Linked DNA regions of Homo sapiens: all the other regions are linked to region 2. Evidence: read pairs that join two places in POLR2A ChIA-PET (ENCODE). Cell type or tissue: B cell. All regions are shown on one strand.

Region 1 (5,000 bases), 68 kb before region 2:
TGCTTGAACCCAGGAGGCGGAGGTGTAGTGAGCTGAGATCGCACCACTGTACTCCAGCCTGGGCAACAGCATGAGACTCCGTCTCAAAAACAAAAAACCACAATAATAAAACAATATGATATTGTTGGTAGGAAAGACACATTAGTGCAACAGAATCCGGAAATACCACAAATGTAGTATTTTATTTCAATCAGGAAAAGATGATTTCGTTGATAAATGGCGTAGAATCTTAAATTTAAACAACAAAACATTTAGAATATAATTTAGGAGACTATAAGGGTATTCTAGGGGTTGAGAGACTGCAAAGACAGGAACCTCAAACTGTAAAAAGATATACTTGATTACCCCGAAAATTAACACTGATAAAAGTCAAGAGACAATGATAGATGAGGAAAAAATATTTGCCATACATGATAAAGAGCCAATACCTGTAATATACAAATACATCTTAAAAACTAATTAGAAAAAAGGCAAAAACAATAGAAAATGAGCAAAAAATAGGAATGGACATGTCTCAGAAGAACAAATCCAAATAGCCAAGAAATATGAAAGGGTGCACAACCCCTCTGCTGTGGTTTTTTAAAATAAATAGAAAAGATGTTGGAACCCCCACAACACTTGAAACCTGGAGAGAGAGGTGACTGTGATCTCAGCCATGTATGGTTATAATTTTTTCTGAGATAATAAATTAGACCTGCTTGTTTTTCTTGTTCTGTACAATTATTGGAGAGAATTAAACATGGGACAAAAACCTGCTGCCTTCTTAATGACCCTTCTTATAGATAACTTCCCTTTTGTTGTCCTGCTTTACTTAGACCAGATGACAGCAAACCCATGACTATTACACCCTCTGTAAAAAATGTTAAATGTATGCCTCCCAAAAAGAAACACTGCTTACAACCAAATTATTTATTATTATTATTTCAATTTGAGACAGAGTCTGGCTCTGTCGCCCAGGCTGGAGTGCAATGGCACAATCTCGGCTCACTGCACCCTCTGCCTCCCAGATTCAAGCGATTCTCCCACCTCAGCCTCCTGAGTAGCCGGGATTACAGCCACCTGCCATCATGCCCAGCTAATTGTTACATTTTTGTAAAGATGGAATTTCACCATGTTGGCCAGGCTGGTCTTGAACTCCTGACCTCAGGTGATCTGCCCGCCTCGGCCTCCCAAAGTGCTGGGATTACAGGAGTGGACCACTGCACTCGGCCTATAACCAAATTACTGTAAGTACGCACTGACCATATATGAAGAATGTAATCCTAAAACTCCTCTGCCTTTGTGTGTGTAAATGAAACCTTAACTTCTCTACTTCGAAACACTGACTCCATTCATTTGGAGTCGGTGTTTCCAGGTAGTCCACCCTCATGTTTTGTGCTTGAATAAACTATTGAAATTAGATTCTGACCCTTTTGATTACTTTAGGTGGACAGGTTTGAATGTGTCCCCCAAAGCTCATGTGTTAGAAACTTAATCTCCATCCAGGCGCGGTGGCTCCAACACTTTGGGAGGCCGAGGTGGGTGGATCACCTGAGGTCAGGAGTTCGAGACCAGCCTGGCCAACATGAATCTCCTGCCTCAGCCTCCCAAGTAGTTGGGATTACAGGTGCCGCCACTATGCCTGGCTAATTTTTTGTATTTTTAATAGAGACAGGGTTTCACCATGTTGGCCAGGCTGGTCTCGAACTCCTTACCTCAGGTGATCCACCCACCTTGGCCTCCCAAACTGCTGGGATTATAGGCGTGAGCCACCGTGCCCAGCCAGAAATCTCTATTCTTTATAAATTACCCAGACTGGGTGTGGTGGCTAATGCCTGTAATCCCAGCACTTTGAGAGTCTGAGGTGGGAGGATCTCTTGAGCTCAGAAGTTTGTGACCAGCCTGGGCAACATCTACTAAAAAAATAAAAAATAAAAAAAAAATGCTGGTCATGGTGGTCCATGTCTATAGTCCCAGCTACACAAGAGGCTGAAGCAGGAGGATTACTTGAGCCCAGGAGATCAAGGCTGCAATGAGCTATGATCACGCCACTGCAATCCAGCCTGAGCAACAGAGCAAGACCCTGTCTCAAATAAATAAATTACCCAGTCTCAGGGATTCTGTTATAGCAGTACCACCTTAGACTGTGCTGAGTTTGTGCGACTGAGACTAGCTAATTTATTTACCAGTATTTAGACACTGCCTATAAGGGAAATACAAATTAAGGTGATAATGAGGAATCTCAAAATAAATGAAAATAGCAGAACATAAATGTGCTAACACCTACTATCGTTAATCTTTTAGAAAGCATTCTGTTGTCTATTAAAATTGTTCCCCCTTTCAAAAAATAAAAAAATATGCACCTGTACTCACAGCTACTTGTGAAGCTGAGGTGGGAGGATCCCTTGAGCCCAGGAGGTAAAGGCAGAAGTGAGCTGTGATTGGGCGACAGAGTGAGACTCTGTCTCAAAAGAAAGAAAACATAAACCCTTTCGATCCAATATCCCACTCCTGGGAATCTGCCCCCAAACAAGCCATGTGATTATATAATGTTTTCAAAGTCTTCTGCATTTACTGCAGCATTGTTTGTAGTGGTAAAAATGGGCAAACAGAGTGAATTTCCATCAATATATGAACGACTGAATTGGAAAACCCATAACCTAGAATATTAGGCAGCTTTGAAAAGCTGTTAATTCATACCAACCAACCTAAAGTAACTACTGTTCTGTGTTAACAAAGAAATACATATGACATGGCTTTGTTTTTGTAACACAAACCCCATACAGATGTGTGCATGTTTGCATATGATTATCTGAGCATAACAAAGGCTACAGAAGGATACACAGCACATGCTCTATTGCAGAGTGAAATGGGCGGCTGGAAGTTGCCCAACACATCTTAAACATCCAACTTTTTTTTTTTTTTTTCTTATGAGATGGAGTCTTGCTCTGTCACCCAGACCAGAGTGCAGTGGCATGATCTTGGCTCACTGCAACCTCCTCCTCCTGGGTTCAAGCGATTCTCGTGACTCAGCCTCCAGAGTAGCTCGGATTACAGGCATGCGCCACCATGCTTGGCTAATTTTTGTATTTTTAGTAGAGACGGGGTTTCACCATGTTGGCCAGGCTGGTCTCAAACTCCTGATCTCAAGTGATTCGCCCGCCTCAGCCTCCCAAAGTGCTGGGATTACAGGCGTGAGCCACCAAACCCAGCCTAAAAATCCAAAGTTAAAAAAAAAATGCTTCATACGCTTAACAAATGTATTACATGATTCCATTTTTGCAACATTATATAACTATAGGCATTGAGAAATGCACCAAGGGCTGGGTGCAGTGGCTCACACTTGTAATCTCAGCACTTTGGGAAGGCAAGGCAGGAGGATTGCTTGAGGCCAGGAGTTCGAAACCAGCCTGGGCAACATAGGGAGAATGTCTCTACAGAAACAAAAATAATAATAATCAGCTGAGCGTGATGTGTGCCTGTAGTTCCAGCTACTTGGGAGGCTGAGGCAGGAGGATTGTTTGACCCCAAAGAGTTTGAGGCTGCAATAAGCTGTGATCACACCACTGCACTGAAGCCTGAGTGACAGAGGGAGACCCTGTCTCAAAAAAAAAAAAAAAAAAAAAAAAAAAAGGCTGGGTGCGGTGGCTCACACCTGTAATCCCAGCACTTTGGGAGGCCGAGGCAGGCAGATCATGAGGTCAGGAGATTGAGACCATCCTGGCTAACACGGTGAAACCCCATCTCTACTAAAAATACAAAAAAAAAAATAGCTGAGTGTGGTGGCAGGTGCCTGTAGTCCCAGCTACTCAGGAGGCTGAGGCAGGAGAATGGCGTGAACCCGGGAGGCAGAGCTTGCAGTGAGCTGAGATCACGCCACTGTACTCCAGCCTGGGCAACAGAGCGAGACTCCGTCTCAAAAAATAAAAAATAAAAAATACATTGAGGTGGCTCACATCTATAATCCCAACTACTCAGAAGGCTGAAGTGGGATCACTCAAGGCCAGGAATTCAAGACCAGCCTGGGCAACATGGGTAGACCTCTGTCTCTACAAAAAATAAAAAATTAGTTGGGTATGGTAGTGTGAGCCTGTAGTCTCAGCTACTCATGAGGACTGAGGTGGGAGGATGGCTTGAGCCCCAGAGGCAGGGGTGGCAGTGAGTGGAGGTGACACCACTGCACTCCAGCCTGGGTGACAGAATGAGAACCCATCTCAAAAAACAAAAAAAGGCTGGGCACAGTATTTCACACCTGTAATCGCAACACTTTTGGAGGCCAAGGCAGGCAGATCACTTGAGACCAGGAGTTCAAAACCAGCCTGTCCAACATGGAGAAACCCCATCTCTACTAAAAAGACAAAAATTAGCCGGGTGTACTGGTGCACACCTGAAGTCCTAGCTACTCAGGAGGCTGAGGCAGGAGAATCACCTGAACCCGTGAGGCAGAGGTTGCAGTGAGCCGAGATCGCATCACTGCACTCCAGTCAGGGCAACAGAGCAAGACTCCAATCTCAAAAGAAAAAGAAAAACAGAAAAAGATGCGGCCGGGCGCAGTGGCTCACACCTGTAATCCCAGCACTTTGGGAGGCCGAGGCAGGCAGATCACCTGAGGTCAGGAGTTCAAGACCAGTCTGCCCAACATGGCAAAACCCCATCTCTACTCAAAATACAAAAATTAGCCAGGCATGCCTGTAATCCCAGCTACTCAGGCGGCTGAGGCAGGAAAATCACTTGAACCCAGGAAGGCGGAGGTTGTAGTGAGCCAAGATCAGGCCACTGCACTCCAGCCTAGGTGACAGAGTGAGACTCCGTCTCAAAAAAAAAAAAAAAAATTAAACGACACTTAACTGTGAGTCAGCCCTTCCACTCCAAACTATTTACCCACAAGAAATGATAGAATATATCCAACAAAGACAGGTACATGAATGTTTATAGCAGCTTTATTTGTAATAGTTCACAACGGAACATGGTCCAAATGTCCATCAACAGGTGAACAGCTAACCAAACTGGTGCATCCAAAC
Region 2 (5,000 bases):
TCCTTTCCTTCTCACCAGGGTACCTTCATTCAAATGCCTCCTCCATGGTCGACTACTCCCCAGGTGCAGGAGGGCTCAGCTACCCCCCGCAGCCTCTCACTCATCCCGCAAGCCCCTTGGTACTGAGGGACATCACTAGCTCTCTCACCCAGCTCTGTGGGGAGCACTCATGCTGATAACAGCTTGCAAGTGTAAGGGGCCTCTTGGTAACTTAAAGTGACTTTAGATCTATTATCTTCACAAGGGCCACACTAGGAGAGAGTTATTACCCTCCTTTATAGACTAATGCATGGAAGCTGGGGAGGGAGGTGGTGCCAGCCTTGAGCTCCTTCCTTGAGTGCAGACTCGCCCTGCAGAGGGCAGGTGTGTTGGGGCAGGGAGAGGACCTGAGAACCCAGCATGAGGAAGTGGCAGGGAACCCTGTGTCTGCCCCCAAGGGCATAGCCCTCTGTGGCTGGGAGCCCAGACACAAGGCAGGTTGCCCAGGTCTGTGGCATCCTGGCCACATTGGAGGGCTGCTGAGCCCAGGGTTGGAGCGCCCCCTTCCTCAAAGTCCTGAGAATCAGCCTTCAGGGGAAGGCCTAGGATGAGAGTCTCCAGCCGTGGCCTCGGGAAGCAGCTCCCACCAGATGGTTCTTCAGGGCTGGCAGGAATGGCGGCCGCCCCCTGCCCTTAGCCACTCTGGAAACGTGCACATGGCATAGTGGCCCGCTCCTACCCAGGAGGTCAGGACATGAGAGGCTGGCCTTGGGTCCTGCAGCCCTGCCCGCTGCTGACCAGGCGTGGGGCCTTGGGTAGATCTCTTCCTCACTCTCTGGACGCTGTCTTTTTGTGTATAATGGAGAACTGCACCTGTTCAGGTGTGAGAGACAAATGAGCTTCCCAGTATGGCCACCAATGGCCGTCCCAACCTTTCTCTGAAGGAGCACGGGCGGCAATGTGATTGGAGCCGGGGAGCTCCCTAAGCCCACCCTTGAGCCTCAGATGCCTGGCTCTTATTTGAAGGTGCGTCTGTTGGGATGGCTTTGGGAAGGAGCTGATGCAAATGCTAGGGGTGTGGACCCCCCAGTCCCCCAGCTAGTCCTGGCAGCCCCCTCCCCAACCCCATCTGCCCAGCACCAGGGGCGTGTCCTATGAAAAGTCCAAAGCTCCAAATGGGTGGACATATGGTGGTTTCATCATCCTGGTTTTTCTTCCAAAAACCTTCCCTGCAGTGTTCCAACAAGCCATAGGGGCTCCCACGCTCTGCAGCGGCTGCAGCCCCATGTGGTTTTACAATTATCAGTCCCTCTGGGTGCACAGGAAGCCAGGCCCGAGCCCACTTGGCCACCACCTCACTAGCCTACAGGCGCCACTGAGTCTGGGAGCTGCTTCAGGGAAGGGAGGGGCTGGCCTGTTTTGTTCTGGGTATTGGGTGAGGTGCCCTGCTCCCTGCACCCCACCCGACTAACCTCCTTGGGGTGCTTGGCAAAGGCCGCTCAAGGTGGGTGTCCTCGGGCTCTGCCTCTGTGGGCCACATCTGTTCCTGAATTAAGGCTTGAGGAAATGGCCTCAGTGGGGGAAGAGATCTGGCTAGAGTGGCAGAGCTGGGAGTTGAACTCAGGGCGGTCTCCCCAAGGCTGCCCTCCACGTGCTGCCAGACCTGGTGCGCTTTTAACACAGGAGTGGTGGCCGGATGTTCTCACCTCCCAACTCTCACCACCTTGCTGGCCGTGGCCGGGCAAGTCCTATGACTAGCCCATTTGATTTATTTTATGTATTTATTTTTGAGACGTAGTCTTGCTCTGACGCCCAGGCTGCAGTGCGATGGTGCGATCTTGGCTCACTGCAAACTCTGCCTCCTGGGTTCAAGCGATTCTTGTGCCTTGGCCTCCCAAGTAGCTGGCATTATAGGCGAGAGCCAGCACATCTGGCTAATTTTTGTATTTTTAGTAGAGACAGGGTTTCACCGTATTGGCCAGGCTGGTCTCAAACTCCTGACCTTATGTGATCCACTCTCCTCGGCCTCTCAAATTGCTGAGATTACAGATGTGAGCCACCGTACCCGGCCATTATTTATTTTTTACTGGTCTATTCTTCTAGAACACCCATTTGAGATAAGAACAGGGCACTGACTGGATTTGTGGTTAACTTCTTTTCTAAGGAGAAGAAATGTTTATTTAAAAAAAATTTTTTTTAAATAGAGACAGTGTCTCACTGTGTTGCCCAGGCTGGAGTACAGTGATGCCATCATAGCTCACTGCAGCCTCAAACTCCCAGGCTCAAGTGAACCTTCCACCTCAGCCTCTCAAGTAGCTGGGACTACCCACAGACACCCATCACCACTCTTGGCTAATTTTTGTTTTGGTAGAGATGGTGTGGGGGCGGGGGGGGGGGCGGGTCTCACTATGTTGCCCAGGCTGGTCTTGAACTCCCGGCCTCACACGACCCCACCTCACCCCCAACCTTGGTCTCCCAAAGTGCTGGGATTATAGGTGTGAACCAAACCCAGCCAGAAATGTTTATTCTGAATGAGATCTTACAAGGAACTGCAACATAGAAAACAGCTGTGCATGGCCAGAGGCAGTGGGCGGGCCCTTTGCCTCTTGGGTCCTGGGCTGTGAGGTGCTGCGTGGGCGACAGATTGCCCTGAAGGCCTCAGTCCACGGGCTCTGGTAGCTGGGTGGCAATGCCCCTCCTTTGCCCCAGGCCAGCCTCTGAAGAGGAGGCTTCTTCCCCAGGGTCATGGCCAGCTATGGATCTAGGGAGGAGGCGAGGGCTGGGACTAGCCCTCTAGGTGGGCGGCCACATCTCTGACCACATCCTCTGGTCCTCCCTGAACCCCGGTCGGAGCCCAAAGATGATCCCCAACCTGTAGAACCGAAACCAGGGCTATGAACTCTGGGGCAGACACCTGCCCTCAGCCCCTTTCAAGCCTCAGATCAGCAGGCGCTTCCTGGGGCAGCCCCAGGGGGTTCACAGCCCCTCTGTGGCCACACAGAGCCCTGCAGGTGGAGTGCTCCGGGAAGGAGAGCGGGCGGCCAGGCAGCACTTCCCTTCCTCCTAGTTCAGGGGCACTGCTAAGTTCTGTGCCTTCTCTAATGTGCTCACAGCTTGAACAAAAATGCTCCACCTCCCTTGGGTGACCCCTGCCCCAAGCTTTCAGGACCCCAGGCTGGAGTGACAGCATTTAACCTTTAATGTGGGTCTCTCAGCCCTGAGTACAGCTGCAGTCTAAGGGTGGGGTTGGGGGGATCTACCGTTTTTTCCTCTTAGTGTGTGCTTTGGATTAGTAACCTGATGGAAAGCACGCTGGAGTTGGACGGCCTGGTTTGCATCTGCTTCTACCACCTTTGTTATTTCGGCAGTCCTCAGTCTCGGACTCTCCCTCTGTGAAATGGGGGAACATGAACTTCCTCAGATCGTGACAGCGCAGCTCCACCTGGCACAGGGTGAATGCCCACAGGTGGCAGCTGAGTGACGCAGGGAGGGCCGGCCAGCCCTGCAGCAACTGAAGCATCCACTGGCACCTCAAGTGCTGGTCATAGGACCAGACACCACCACACCAGCTAGGCTCGGAGCACACAACTGGGTCCCTGAAACCCTCAGGAACTTGTTTCTGTCCTGCCTTCTGCCAGAGGGGCTGGAGCAGCCTCTACCCATGGCACCTCAAGTCTGCACCCTTTTATGAAGGGTCACTAATCAGTCACCCTTCCCTCTGCTGGTATAAACAGTCCCCCATCTGTGACATCACCTGGGCCTGACTGGCCCCACCCTTAGTTGCATGTTTGTCACAGGCTATCTGCTTTGTCTTCAGAGGCCCGGCTTCCCTGTACTTAAACCGTCCTTGGGGCTAGCAAGGAGCCAGTCTGGCTCCAAAGCCCAGAAACCCTTGTTTACTTGATGCCACCCAGTGCCGAGGGCCTGCAGGTGCCCACTCATCCGTCTGTGGCTGAGGGGTGCCAGCCTAGGCCTCAGCTATCAACATCCTCCCAACTGTTTCCCCCCTCCCCACCCCAAGTGAACTGCTCAGCTCCCACCTTGCTCAGGGAAGGGGGCATCACCCCAGAAACCCTTTTCCCTACAGGCCTGGCCCTCTTAGTAGGAGGGGGCAGCTACTGCCCAGCAGAGCAGGACTGGGCAGGGTTGGTCACCTTGCCCCGGCTGCCTTGCCACTCTGTCCCTGCTGGCATCACCCCCTCAGACACCAGGGGAGGATGGCCCAGGACTGCTGCCCCTGGAAAAGACAAGGAAGCACCCGAAGCTTTCGCACAGTTCAGACTTTTTAATGCAAGGAGAAAGTCTTCACTTCTCTTCCCACAGGTGTGAACAAGCCACTGCAACTTCAACAGTGACTTCCCGGCAAGGACAGCGCCCGCATCCATCCTCACCTAATACTGTATGGAGTGACGGGCTAAGGAGAACAAGGCCAGTTCCTGCAGACTCCGAGCAGCGCTGGGGAGAAGCTCCCTGAGACCCCCGCGGGAAAGCCTGGTGGGAAGCCCAGCTGTGTGGTACCTGGTGCTCCACCTGCCTTGGTGCCATCACAGCCCGGACAGTGGCCACTGGCCTGCAAACGCGCCCGGGCCCTGGAGGCTGGGCTCAATGGCCCCAGGCAGAGGAGGGGGAGGCGGCCTGAACTGGCCCGGGCCACTGGGCCGCAAGGTTCTGGTTTCTTATTGCTCAACCTGGGGGCCAGGGGCGTTGTAAGGACATCCAAGTGAGCTGCCCTCCTTTGCTAAACAGAGGAGGAAGGAAGGTAGGAAATGAAGGGGGATTACAGAAGGGGCTGGGTTTTCCCCTGGTCCCCGCTGTCTGGACATGAGAGCCTAGCCAGAACCACGGGCTTCCTCTTACCAGCACCAAGCTGTCGTGAGGCCCCGCCACCGCCACCCACCACCACCTCCCACTGTGGAGGGTGCGTCCCAAAGCTCCAGTTAAGTGAGAGGGTAGGGCAGGAGCTGGGATGACCACCCTTCCTCAGCCAGGAAATGCAACACTGGGGTCCAGGAACGGGGTGC
Region 3 (5,000 bases), 1.2 Mb after region 2:
GGTACCTGCCTATAATCCCAGCTACTCAGGAGTCTGAGGGAGGATTGCTTGAGCCTGGGAGTTTACGGCTGCAGTGAGTCACGATTGCACCACTGCCCCCTCCGAGTAGCTGAGACTTGTGTGACAAGTGAGACCCTGTCTCTAAAATAAATAAAAGAGGGAGAGAAGAGTAACAGCTACCTCTTAGGGTGTTGTAAAAATCAAGTAAGTTGGCTGGGCCTGGTGGCTCATGCCTGTAATCCCAGCACTTTGAGGGTCCAAGGCAGGTGGATCGCTTGAGGCCAGGAGTTTGAGACCAGCCTGGCCAATATGGTGAAACCCTGTGTCCATTAAAAATGCAAAAATTAGCCAGGTGTGGTGGTGGGTGCCTGTAATCCCAGCTATTCGGGAGGCTCAGGCAGGAGAATCACTTGAACCTGAGCGGCAGAAGTTGCAGTGAGCCGAGATCATGCCACTGTACTCCAACCTGGGCGATAGAGCGCAACTCCATCTCAAAAAAAAAAAAAAAATCGAGTAAGTTAAAATACATAAAGTGTAGAGAAGAGCACCTAGCACAGGGGTCCCCAACCCCCAGGCCATGGACGTTACCACCTGAGCTCTGCCTCCTGTCAGATCACCATTAGATTCTCTTAGGAGTGTGAACCCCCTATTGTGAACTGCATGTGCGGGGGATTTAGGTTGTGCACTCCTTATGAAAATCTAATGCCTGATGATCTGAGGTGGAACAGTTTCATCCCAAAACCATCCCCCTTAACCCCTCACACCACGGACAAATTCTCTTCCACAAAGCCAGTCCCTGGTGCCAAAAACATTGGGGACCACTGACCTAGCATATAGTAAGTGATATGGTTTGGCTGTGTGTCCCCCCCACCCGCCCAGATCTCATGTTGAAATGTGATCTCCAGTGCTGGAGGTGGGGCCTGGTGGGAGATGTTTGGATCATGGGGTAGATCCCTCATTAATGGCTTGGTGCCATCCCCTTGGTGATCGGCGAGTTCTTGCTCTGAGTTCACAGTGATCTGGTTGTTTGAAAGTGTGTGGCACCTCCCCTCAGAGGGCATTGACCTTGTTCCTGCTTCTGGCATGTGATATGCTTGCTTCCACTTCACCTTTCACACAATTGTAAGCTTACTGAGGCCTCCTCAGAAGCCGAGCAGATGTCAGCACCATGCCTGTACAGCCTGCAGAACTGGGAGCCAATCAAAACTATTTTCTTTTCTTTTCTTTTTCTTTTCCACTTTGTAGCCCAGGCTGGAGTGCAGTGGCTGATCTCAGCTCACTGCAAGCTCCACCTCCTGGGTTCACGGCATTCTCCTGCCTCAGCCTCCCGAGTAGCTGGGACTACAGGTGCCTGCCACCATGCCTGGCTAATTTTTTTGTATTTTTAATAGAGACGGGGTTTCACTGTGTTAGCCAGGATGGTCTTGATCTCCTGACCTCGTGATCCACCCGCCTCAGCCTCCCAAAGTGCTGGGATTACAGGCATGAGCCACTGTGCCCAGCCCCAATCAAACCTGTTTTCTTTAATTACCCAGACTCACGTATTTCTTCATAGCAATGCAAAAACAGCCTAATAGAGTAAGTGCTCAGTAAAAGTTAGTAGCATTGTTCTTATTAACGTGCCTTCTCTCAGTGGCATTTGCAGCTTTTATTTTTGGATGGAGTCTCTCTCTGTCACCCAGGCTGGAGTGCAGTGGCACAATCTCGGCTGTCTGCAACCTCTGCTTCCTGGGTTCAAGGCATTCTCCTGCCTTAGCCTCCTGAGTAGCTGGGATTACAGGCATGCACAACCACACCCAGCTAATTTTGTATTTTAGTAGAGATGGGGTTTCACCATGTTGGCCAGGCTGGTCTCAAATTCCTGATTTCAAGTGATCCACCCCCACTTGGCCTCCCAAAGTGCTGGGATTACAGGCATGAGCCACTGCACCTGGCCATGCAGCTTGTTACTAAAGGCCTTTCTCCTGCTTACCTCAGTGGCTCCCCATCACCAACCAGAGAGCTGTCCTTACATGCCACGGCTGCAGATGGACAGAGACAGTGACTTCCTCAGCTCTGGGGACAGCCTGGCCTCCCCTGCTGGTCATCTCTGGACATTCCACTTATGCCAGCATCCCAGGCAAAACAATCCCAAGTTTTAGAAAAATTATTTTAAAATCTCCTCCTGATTTGGCCCAGCAAATGAGACTGACTGACACTGTATGGCCTTTTGAATCATTCTCAGAGGAATTCAGCTGGGATCAGGAGAAATGGATAAATGTTTTTTGAGAGAACAGATGGCATCTGGGGCAAGAGCGCACCCCCACCCAAAGAAAAAAAGTGTCTTAAATGTTCGTTGTTCCTTTTTTTTTTTTTGCCTCAAAAGTCACATTTATTCAAAGAAAAGAATGACAAGGCTGAGTGCAGTGGCTCACACCTGTAATCCTAGCAATTTGGGAGGCTGAGGCGGGAGGATCACTTGAGTCCAGGAGTTTGAGACCAGCCTGAGCAACATACTGAGAACCCTGTCTCTACAAAAAAGAGTAAATAATTAGCTGGGTATGGTGGCATGAGCCTATAGTCCCAGCTACTTGGGAGGCTGAGATGGGAGGATCACTTGAGTTCGAGGCTGCCGTGAGCTATGATCATGCCACTGCACTCCAGCCTGGGCAACACAGTGAGACCCTGTCTCAAAAAAAAAAAAAAAATCAAGGCTGCTCATAGCCCATACCATGGCTGTGGGGAAAGTAGAAGAAATCACCCCTTCCTCAAAATGCTTTCTTCCATCTGCTGAAAAACTCTTGTAATAGATGTGTCAAACTATAGCATCTGTAACATGAAAGGTGTTGACCCTGGAGGAGTCCTGATGAAACCAGAGATGCCATCTTGGGAGAGCCTCTGTGTGCCAGGCCCTGTACTAGGGGCCTGCTTATTTCACAGGTGAGGAAAGTGAGGCTCAAAGGCTAAGTTCAAAGTATGTAACTGGTAGATGGCAGAGCCAGGGTTTGAACTCCAGAGCCCCAGTGTTTAATCATTAGGCAAGATCATCCCCATCGAGTCACCGTTGGCCAGGTTTACTGCCTCCACATCGTCTCTAGACCTTAGGGTAAGCTCCTCAAGGCAGGGACCACTTTTCACTCACTGCCAAAGCTCTGGCACTGTTCGGAGTAGGCACAGAGGTAGGCAGCACCAAGTGTTTGTTGGTGGAAGGAGCCTCTTTGCAGGAGTCCTAGGGGCTGAGGCCTGTTCCCCTGGCTTGTGGCTGAAGCTGGAGATGTTCCCACCAAAGAGTTCCAGAGCCCCTGCTCAGCTTTAGGATTTGCCCTTGCCCCTGAGTCAAACAGAGCACCCTCTCCTAGTGCCTGATGATTCCATTTGCCCCTGATTCCAGATTTTTCTGAGGCCAGAGTTGTGCTCTCTGCTGAAGCAGGGCAAGGTTTTTAAAGGAGGGCCCGCCTGCCTGAGGGCCAGGGAGGCCAGGGGAGGCCTATTGCAGTGGTTTGGCTGTTTGTCCCTTAAACCTCATGTTGACATTTGATCCCCAATGTTGGAGGTGGGCCTAATTGGGGGAGGTGTTTGGCTCATGGGTATGGATTCCTCATGAAAAGATTAATGCCCTTCCTGGGGGATAAGTGAGTTTTTTCACTCTTAGTTCCAAGAGCTGGTTGTTAAAAAGACCTGGCACCTCCTCTGACCCCCTTGCTTCCTCTCTCACCCTGTGGTCTCTGCATACTTGGGCTCCCGAGCGGAAGCAGCCTGAGACCCTCGCCAGATACAGATACCAATCCTGAACTTTCTAGTCATCAGGATTGAGTCAAATAAACCTTTTTCTTTACCCAGCCTCAGTCACTCCTTTATGGCAACACATAATGAACTAGGACACTTATCAAAGTAGACTTGGCCGGGCATGGTGGCTCACGCCTGTAATCCCAGCACTTTAGGAGGCCAAGGTGGGCAGATCACCTGAGGTCAGGAGTTTGAGACCAGCCTGTCCAACATGGCCAATCCCCGTCTCTACTAAAAATACAAAAATTAGCCAGGCGTGGTGGTAGACACCTGTAATCCCAGCTACTTAGGAGGCTGAGGCAGGAGAATCACTTGAACCCAGGAGGTGGAGGTTGCAGTGAGCCGAGATTGCACCACTGCACTCCAGACTGGGTGACAGAGTGAGACTGTCTAGAAAAAAAAAAAGTAGACTTAAAGGCACGTCTGAATTTTCCAGGCCAACTGAGGGCAAGGTGAAGGATTTTCCTGGCAGAGGTATGACCAGAGGCTAGGGCTGGGGGTGCAGATGGAGACAATGGCAAGCACCTTATTGGCTGGGGGCCAGAGGACACCTGTTTTTGGATAGATCACTTTGAGTCTGGTACAATTCTTTACTGCTGCTTAATGTCAGAAACTTAATTATGCTTTTGCATGATTCTAATTATTGCCTTTTTCAGAGCTCTGCTGGTAAAAAGTGGGGTGCCATACAAACAGTCCCTTTTCAAGCCCAGCGTGTCATGCATCCTGCCAATCAATCACTGTAATGTCCATTGTCCAAACAGGTCAACCGTTGTCTCCATGAAAAACTGGATAAAGAGTTGCTGATAGCAGTGTCCTGGTTCTTCCCTTTACATTCTTTTGGGGGAAGGTGCTGGGAATCAGCCTAGCTTGTGGCATGTGACCTTTTTTATTTGAATGGCACTACAGACAGCACTTGTGAGCACAAACTCTGAAGCCACACTGCCTTGGTTGAGATCCTAGTGGCCACTTTCTGGCTGTGTGACCCTGACTTAATTTCCCCCAAGTTTCAGTTCCCTCACCTGGAAAACGGCACCCATCTCCAAAGTTAACATACATAAAGCCCTTAAACAGTGGCTGGCACACCGTAGACCATAATAGCTATTGTTTTTTATCACTTGTCCAGATACGTCGATATAGCTCTGAAGAAAGTAACAGAAAAAGTTCCAATTCTCTGCTAGTCTTAAGGGAGATTTCACCTGGAAGTGCTGGCTATCTTGCTGTGTTAAAGGAAACTG

What was found. ChIA-PET counts read pairs that join two places held together with the same protein. Peaks named below come from ENCODE experiments on the same cell type or tissue, not always from the same donor. Only the 100,000 strongest peaks of a DNase experiment are listed, where the experiment ranks them.
Region 1: POLR2A ChIA-PET joins it to region 2 with 7 read pairs; 23 of 35 experiments call an interaction of 5 or more read pairs at or near these places.
Region 3: POLR2A ChIA-PET joins it to region 2 with 7 read pairs; 2 of 35 experiments call an interaction of 5 or more read pairs at or near these places.

The regions. Positions count from the first base shown.
Region 1 is chr11:64,780,017-64,785,016 of GRCh38, forward strand. It overlaps MAP4K2 (mitogen-activated protein kinase kinase kinase kinase 2), which reads right to left. Exons shown (of 32, transcript NM_004579.5): 32 at 4,902-5,000. Among named protein-coding and RNA genes, the nearest start is that of SF1, 4.0 kb to the left of the region's middle. In B cell, no CTCF peak of the experiment used is centred here; a DNase peak (open chromatin) is centred at 2,805; H3K4me3 peaks cover 19 bases; H3K27ac peaks cover 3,235 bases.
Region 2 is chr11:64,848,487-64,853,486 of GRCh38, forward strand. It overlaps EHD1 (EH domain containing 1), which reads right to left. Exons shown (of 5, transcript NM_006795.4): 5 at 3,156-5,000. Among named protein-coding and RNA genes, the nearest start is that of CDC42BPG, 6.3 kb to the left of the region's middle. RefSeq lists enhancers at 3,179-3,228, 3,399-3,528, 4,846-5,000. In B cell, a CTCF peak has its summit at 363 (motif pointing right); DNase peaks (open chromatin) are centred at 385, 2,925, 3,465 and 4,795; H3K4me3 peaks cover 2,782 bases; H3K27ac peaks cover 4,939 bases.
Region 3 is chr11:66,036,424-66,041,423 of GRCh38, forward strand. GAL3ST3 (galactose-3-O-sulfotransferase 3) reads right to left here. Exons shown (of 3, transcript NM_033036.3): 3 at 4,342-5,000. Among named protein-coding and RNA genes, the nearest start is that of GAL3ST3, 10 kb to the right of the region's middle. In B cell, no CTCF peak of the experiment used is centred here; no DNase peak of the experiment used is centred here; H3K27me3 peaks cover 522 bases.